Regions from separate parts of the Homo sapiens genome. Here all the other regions are linked to region 1. Evidence: chromatin contacts called from ENCODE Hi-C or POLR2A ChIA-PET data. All regions are on one chromosome and are shown on one strand. The core of a region is the stretch at or near the end of the contact, and the rest is flanking DNA. Distances in the headings are between cores, read along the strand shown.

Region 1 (2,642 bases), core at 91-2,590:
ATGTTAAAAGAAATGTTCCCTAACAGAGAACTGAACATTACAGAGATCCGGGCCTTGGAAGTGGGTGCAGTACCATGCAGATCTGTATTATTTCCCTTTAGGGAAGAGAGTGAACATGTTTTTGGTTGTAAATGAGATAGCTGTACTGTTTTGTATCTATTTAAAACAAATAGTTTTTGAAACTATGAAACATTTTAGATACCTAAGTATAGACTCTATAAAGAACACTGGCCACCTATGTGGCCACCTTGGGGCCCTTAATAAATATTTAAAAATTCATGGAAACTCCTCCCTTTCCCTGAATGTAACTGCCATTCCGAGTTTTCTATATATCATTCTCCTGCATTTTAAACTCATATGGATCTATTTTAAATATATTGTCTTTTAAACACCAACTATAAATGATACCATACTTTACCTATCCGTCTGCAATCTGTTTTGCTCATTTAACAGCGTATTTTTCAGATGTATCCATATTGTTACATGCAGTTCTACTTCATCACTGTTGTTTTCAGGGCTTGCAAAAGCGTTTCTTTAGGTCCATCCTCCTGAGCGTGTGCTCACCCCAAGGCCCCGGCGGTGGCCAAGTGTCCGCCCATGCGGTGTAAAGGGGAAGTGGAACGCGTAGAGAAGGATTTTGGCAGCTCTGCTTGCCTGGAATTCCAGTCCTAGAATTCTAAATTCGGACTTGATCTTCCAGACTGTTAGGAAGATATATTTAAGGTAGGAGGCTAGAACGTATCTCCTTTAGTATATAGCTTCATTTACAACTTTTAAATATTCAGTCAAAAAGTATGTGGGCCTTCATTTACACTTTTGACGGGGCCTCACAAATAGGGGTGGTCTGCCCCTTTCCTTACGTCCCACTCTTTCTTCAAATTAAATTGCTACAGCAGGAAATTACTGAACTGTGGCTCTTCTCCTACGTCCGCCTTCCCTATGTCAATTCCCATTTCCCTTGCTTTCTCCAATAGTTAGGACTGTAAATTCTAACTTTGTTAATTTCGACGCCAAGCTGGAATGAAGACGCTAAGTGGACGCTAAAAAGACACGCTGTTTGTCACACAAGGCCTCCAACTGGGACGGCGTCCACCGCGCCCCGCCCCGCCCGCGGCACCGTGGCATCTTGGGACATGTAGTCTTTGGAGGGGCAGCTGCCTCCACCAAGTCTCCTCCCCCAAGACGCTGCCTTTCGGCCTCGGGACGCCGTGACGTTGCGTTCCTCCAGTCCCTTGCCACCTCCCTCTTTCTTCCCCTCTGGGGAAGCTCAGTGCTGGACTTCCGAAGACCTTTTACGACATTGAGTCTCGGAGTTGGTCTCAGCGCCGGATCCACTTTTCGGCAAAGTGACGTGGACGTCAACAGCAATGGCGGAAGGAGAAGATGTGCCGCCGCTGCCAACGTCGAGCGGCGACGGCTGGTGAGTGAAAGCCGGGGCTAATTTCCAATGCCCCTTTATTCTTCCTTCTCACCATCTTGCCGGTCCCCGAGGAGCCGTCTGGCGTCGGCATGGAACGGAGAGGCCGGTCCTAGGCGAAGTCCGGTGCCCTGCCCTACCCCTCTGCCAGCTGGGTGCCCCCTGCCTGCCTGGTTCTGCCCAAGGGACTGGGGCGGGACTCCCAAGGAGAGGGGTGTCATCCAGGTGCTGGGCCTCAGAACGGTCCTCCTGTGTCGTCTGTCAGTCTCCAAAGTGTGCTGGAGTGGGTGGCTTCAGGGCTGGGTTTGGCCGGAGTCCTGGCTGTGGGAGTTGGAGTAGGCTGAAGAAGGAAGTTTGTTGGATGCAGATCTGAGTCACTAAAATACAATGTGAAGAAAAGACGTTTTGAAATGACCACTGCGACCTTCGCCTGAGGGTTCAGAGGTTGACCCGAGGAGAATCCCTCCCACTTAGTTGGTATACTTTTTTTTATTCTGGCTGTTATCTCGTTTTGCATTCCAACAGTTTTCATCGTTCGTCTCCTTCACGCAAGTCATCTTTTCCCCTACTACCACATTTCTCACAGCTCGATTTCTGAGCTTTGGATGCAGTGTGGGACTTTGCTCTTACTGCACCCAAGCTGTTGCATGCTTACCTGATTTATACTCGGGATTGTGGGGGAAGACCGCCAATAATTTTTTGGTAAACTGCTCACCCAGTGTTAATCTTTGGGAAAGGCTTCTACTTTTGAAATAGTTGATCTCACGATACACTGTTAGGTTGTACAACATCATTTTTTAAAAAGGGACCTTTAGAGGCTTGTCTAAATTTTACAGTTGATCTAAGTGTATTGACCACATGTATTAGTTTTGGATTTGCTTGTTCGTTATATTGTATGTGTACAGCTCATGGGCACTTTAAAAATAATACAGGACATTGATAGACATCGACTTTAATCCCAGAGGAAAAAAATGGAAATCGTTGAAAGGGATAGATAATTAGTAATTAAGAAATTCAGCTCTCCATTAGCAGACATCAAACATTACCGTAGCGCTGGGCTCTCCAAGGTGTCAGAGGAAAACTTCATGGTGATCTAGATATAGTTTTTTTTTCTTCAACTTGCTTATGTTGGAGTTGGGAAGGTGTAACAAGGTAAAATTAATCTTATTCTTTGTGAGTGTGATTCAAAGTGTTACGAGAGGTTGGCGGTGGGGGCTGGGGCAGT
Region 2 (2,642 bases), core at 66-2,565, 1.5 Mb after region 1:
CAGTGTAAACGTGTTCCTACTTCTCCACATCCTCTCCACCACCTGTTGTTTCCTGACTTTTTAATGATCGCCATTCTAACTGGTGTGAGATGGTATCTCATTGTGGTTTTGATTTGCATTTCTCTGATGGCCAGTGCTGATGAGCATTTTTTCATGTGTTTGTTGGCTGCATAAATGAACACTTGGACACAGGAAGGGGAACATCACACACCTGGGCATGTTGTGGGGTAGGGGGAGGGGGGAGGGATAGCATTAGGAGATATACTTAATGTAAATGACGAGTTAATGGGTGCAGCATACCAACATGGCACATGTATACATATGTAACAAACCTGCACGTTGTGCACATGTACCCTAGAACTTAAAGTATATTAAAAAAAAAAAAAAGAAGATCATTACTACAGAAGAGATCTTCCACCCTGTGGCAGAACTTCCTTTTATCCCATTCACGGATCTGGTTGCCCACGAAGCAGGCCTGCCATGAAAACATCTGAATGAGCATGCAGAGTCCATTATGGTCAAGAAATGGAAAAATACTTAGTTGTCATGTACATTAATTATTTTTCTTAAACCTTGGGGTAATAGTCCGGGGGCAGGCCTGCTTTTGGGGCCTGTGTTAACCCCACTGTGCTCCAAGCACAGAGAAACACGGTGCAGCCCACAATTCCTTCTGGTTTCTTGAACAAGTGTCTTCTCAGGACTCCTCTCAGTTCCTGAATTTCACAAAACTGCTACCGACGTTTTACCAGTTAGAAAAATGTCCAAAATAGGATAACCCAGAATTGGGGATGGTGGAGGGTGAGGAAAGTATGCTTTGCCAAGAGACCGACATCATGTACAGTGAGAGTAAAAGGAACGGGCTGTTTTACTGGCGAGTAGAAGTTGTTGACTAATGTCAAAGCAAGGAAAAGATTCAAGGATCCGCTATATCCGTGCTTATACTTGGCAAATCGCATTTCTCTGGTTCAGGGCACAATAAATTCCATCACTCCACAGGAAAGACTGCCCTACTAGAGTCAACTGCGGTTGTGGGCACTTTCGCTGACAAGCGAAAAGCCTTGAGGTAGGTGGATGCTCCCAGGAAACTCAGACGTCCGAAGTTCACGAGGAGTTGGGTCGTGAGAGGGGCCAGACCTCGATCCGCGGGGCGACAGCTGCAGTGTCGCGTCGCGAGCAGGAGCTTGGCGGCGTAGAGCGCCAGGGTGCCAACTTCGCTTCCAGGCCTGTGGGTTCCGCCCGGCGCGTGCTGCTGTCAGTCAACGCCCTCGGCCCGCCCCCGCCGAAGCTCCACCAATCGTAGCCGGGGGTCGGAGGTGAGGAGACGTCGCCGGGTGAGGAAGCGGGGGGCTAGCGGCCTGGCGCTGCGGCGACCGACCGGGGCGTCAGGATCCCTGGCCCCCGGAGAGCGAAGGGCGGGCGGGTCCCGGAGGTGAGTGCTGGATGTGGTCTGTGTGCGGACGTCGGGAGGGGCCGCTGCGGGCGGAGCGACCCATTGCCCGGCTCTGCCAGCGCGCTCCTAGACTGCGAAGCCCCTCCCTCCGCGCGCATCTGCTCCCGAGTCCCCAGCCCCGTGCTGATAGGTGCAGCCCCTGGAGTCGTGGCTGTGGGCATAGGTGCCAGGGAGGGGAGGCCCGGGTCGAAGGCATAGGCAGAATTGGAGCCCTGGGTTGCCAAAGCGTCGCAGCTAAGAAGCCGGAGCCCAGGCTAGTACCGGCGGGGCGGGGCGGGGCGGGGCCGGGAGCGAGCATCTCCATCCTCAGTTTCCTCCACTTGCGGCAACGCCACAGCTCGGTACAGTTCGGACCTCCACGCCGCAGCGAAAGACTTCTGTCCTCCAGGCACCTTCACTAACCCGGTGCGGAGCACTTGGCGACGCCTCCCTGCCCATCTCATATCTCTCGGCTCATCGCTGCTCTGGGCACCAGCTGCCTCTTGGCTGGCGCTGCTGTCACACGGTGGACTGTTCTGGCCTTACTGAGCTGCCGTTTGGGGACATCAGATTCAGGTCGTATGGGGAGAAACGAGTGTAACTTTACAAGGTGTGATATGGAGACCCTGGCCTGTTGCCCATTTCTGCCTGATCAAAGGCCACTAGGGTGGTAATAAGAGGGGTTCCGAGGCAGGATTTATGCAGCATTTGTGCAAAATTGTAAATTTTCTTTGCTTTTCATTATTTACATTAAAGGGGGATTGTTGCCACATTTCCTAAAGATAAAGAATCACACTGCTTTGGTGGGCCTCCCCGCTCCTCACTGTGGTTAATTATCATTTGGAACATCAGGATATATTTGAAACTGGCAGGACTCCCAGACCCTGATAATTGTTTGGAGGCAGCAGTATACTATTTCTCCGTAGTGTTTGGGTTCTGCTTTTCTTTGAATTTGTTTAGTATTTTTTTTTCCATGTCTGTTATCCTCACAATCTCTTTGGGGCCAATAGAGTGCTGTTATTTGTTACTGAGAAAGGAAACGAAGGGATAAATCACTGAAGTGGGGTTAGCCTTCCCCATTGCCTGGGAATTGGGTTGTCCTGACCTGACAATTTAAGTTACAATTCAAACATCATTTTGGAAAGGCCATCCTTTTACCAACTGAAACGAATAACAGTCCCTGGCCACTCTATACTAGTGGTTCTCCCACTTG
Region 3 (2,642 bases), core at 69-2,568, 1.5 Mb after region 1:
AATATATAAATATATAACATATATAATATATAATATATAAATATATAACATATATAATATATAATATATAAATATATAACATATATAATATATAAATGTATAACATATATAATATATAAATATATAACATATAACATATATATCTAAATATATAACATATATAATATATAATATCTAAATATATAACATATATAATATATAATATCTAAATATATGACATATATAATATATAATATCTAAATATATAACATATATAATATATAATATATAAATATATGACATATATAATATATCTAAATATATAACATATATAATATATAATATCTAAATATATAACATATATAATATATAATATCTAAATATATAACATATAATATATAATATCTAAATATATAACATATATAATATATAATTTATATATAATTATAATATATGCAATATCTATATAAAATATATATATTTTTGAGACATAGTTTCGCTCTTGTTGCCCAGGCTGGAGTGCAGTGGCATGATATCGGCTCACTGCAACCTCTGCCTCCCGGGTTCAAGCGATTCTCCTGCCTCAGCCTCCCGAGTACCTGGGATTACAGGCATGCGCCGCCACGCCAGGCTAATTTTTTTGTATTTTTACTACAGACGGGGTTTCTCCATGTTGGCCAGGCGGGTCTCGAATTCCCGACCTCAGGTGATCAGCCTGCGTTGACCTCCCAAAGTGCTGGGATTACAGACGTGAACCACTGCGCCCGGCCTGGAGATTATATTTTAAAGTTATTTTGAATACTCCCTGGAAAAGTTCTTGGTTCATACTTATACCCGTAAGTCAAAAGATTTGTCAAATATTCAAGAACAATCAAACAATCACTTAAAAATACTGTATAAAAGTTTCTATTTCGGCATACTTTACTTTTACTTAACTAAAATTTCAAATAAAATGTATCCACTTTTATGATCTCAACAAGATCGGTCATTCCTATAGCGGAGTTGAAAACTTTCAACTTATTCACAATTATCAAAAGAATGGAGCAGCCCCCACAGAGACTTCCAGCAATGAGTTGTAAAATGCAGTCTGCATTAAGTAGCTTCCTTACAATCATCCCGATGGTAAAAGTGTCAAATTTCGCAAACGCCTGGACAAGGAAGTGAAATGATCATCTAATAACGCAGTTGACTCATCTGTCAAATAAGCGAGTGGGCCAGGGTCCCTGAGCTCACTACCCTCAGATTCTAACTCCAGCTTCACATCATTAGGCGTAAGCAGCCAATTGGGCCGTCTGGGAGCCGTGCATCCTGGGAGTTATAGTTTCCGGCTCCCTCCTTCAGATTACAAGCTCCACAGAGCCGCGGGAGGACGGTTGCCTGGTATTATTAGCAAGCAGCAAATATGGCGGTGGCGCGCGTGGACGCGGCTTTGCCTCCCGGAGAAGGTAAGGCGATCCCTACCCCGAGTCCTAAGGTTTACTTCACGGAGCTGAATTAAATAGTGGAGAGCAGAAAACCTAGGTTTAGATGTGCAGTTCTGGACCAGTTCTTTTGATGCGGATCTGTGGTCGTCGCGGAGGCGGGCTACCCTCTGGGAGTTGTAGTTCACCTGCCGTTCCCAGCTCTCCGGCGTCGCGGTGAGGGCCGAGCGGGGGACTACAGCCCCCAGAAGCCTTCGCGCGGCCCGGCGCCCTGGCTCCCGCGCTCCCGATGCTGAGGAGGCGGTGGATTTCGGGCTGCGATGACCTTTCTTGACCATTTACTTTGAGTCATGGGTGCCTAAGCGAAATGTTTGGGATCTCCCTCTTTCGCTTCACACATCTCCCTCTCTTCTTGGTTCCTGGAACCATCAGGAAAACCTTCCCTCAGAGACCGCTGCCTAGTCTGGCTTTGAACCCTTCCTCGGAGGTGGCCAGTGGCCGTGATAAAATCTAAGGGATGATCCAGAGCCCGCAGTTCTGTACTCCTTGTTCTTGCACACGGGTCCTAGGATCGAGTTTGGTCGCTGCCCAGTAGAGCACAGGACTGTGTGGGTGCTTCTGTGGCCTGAAGATACCTACCTCTTTGGGGCGCCGGACGCGAGCTGCTTTTGTTTTGGTTACAGCTCCGAGGCTTGGCAGCAGTCAGTCCTCTAAATCGGGGACAGGGCCCAGGGGTCGAGGCCCGTCTTCATGGCTTAGACCAGGAGTGCATTTTCTGGGAGCTGTAAATTCTTGGGGGAAGAGTTGGTGGATGGTTCTCAGACCTCTCTGTCGACCCCTTGGAATTGTGTACAAAGGCTGTGCACTTTTCTGAGACAGCACACCCCTTTCATCAATTTTTCAGAGGGGCTCACGACTCCTCACATGCTAAGAGCCATTAGACAACGGGAAAACGTTGAAATCCTCCAGGAGAGCAATCTGGCATAATTATTTCCTGCAGTAGTCCTAATCTGGGTGTAAATTTGAAATTGGCCGTTTCTCTGGCCCCGCCCTCTTTGGAGATCGGCTTTTCTTAAACCACACCTCTCAAGCCCACCAGGGCTACTTAACTGTTAATAGCAGTTAACATTTACAGAGCACTTTGTATGACCCAGGCGATGTTCTCAGTCCTTTTTTTTTTTGTTTTTTTTTTTACATTATCTCATTTTCTCTGTAGAACTACATTTATAAGGCAGGTATTAT

What was found. Hi-C counts contacts between places; a loop is a spot of excess contacts on that map. ChIA-PET counts read pairs that join two places held with the same protein, here RNA polymerase II (POLR2A). Pooled maps may share reads with other maps.
Region 2: a loop to region 1 is called in a pooled map, with 9 times the contacts of the local background. The contact joins the promoter of NXPE3 here to the promoter of TBC1D23 in region 1. A Hi-C loop is called at or near these places in 8 of 50 pooled maps.
Region 3: a loop to region 1 is called in a map of B cell, with 27 times the contacts of the local background. The contact joins the promoter of CEP97 here to the promoter of TBC1D23 in region 1. A Hi-C loop is called at or near these places in 1 of 168 maps with a recorded cell type or tissue (B cell) and 9 of 50 pooled maps. POLR2A ChIA-PET finds 5 or more read pairs at or near these places in 2 of 52 experiments (PC-9 and naive thymus-derived CD4-positive, alpha-beta T cell).

The regions. Positions count from the first base shown.
Region 1 is chr3:100,259,652-100,262,293 of GRCh38, forward strand. TBC1D23 (TBC1 domain family member 23) reads left to right here and starts at 1,341. Exons shown (of 19, transcript NM_001199198.3): 1 at 1,341-1,420. The coding sequence starts at 1,368. RefSeq lists enhancers at 745-1,413, 1,149-1,638, 1,414-2,082.
Region 2 is chr3:101,777,896-101,780,537 of GRCh38, forward strand. NXPE3 (neurexophilin and PC-esterase domain family member 3) reads left to right here and starts at 1,316. Exons shown (of 8, transcript NM_145037.4): 1 at 1,316-1,429. RefSeq lists enhancers at 1,130-1,424, 1,989-2,038 and a silencer at 1,229-1,578.
Region 3 is chr3:101,723,296-101,725,937 of GRCh38, forward strand. It overlaps CEP97 (centrosomal protein 97), which reads left to right and starts at 1,319. Exons shown (of 11, transcript NM_024548.4): 1 at 1,319-1,424. The coding sequence starts at 1,382. RefSeq lists enhancers at 1,295-1,664, 1,945-2,014, 2,186-2,642.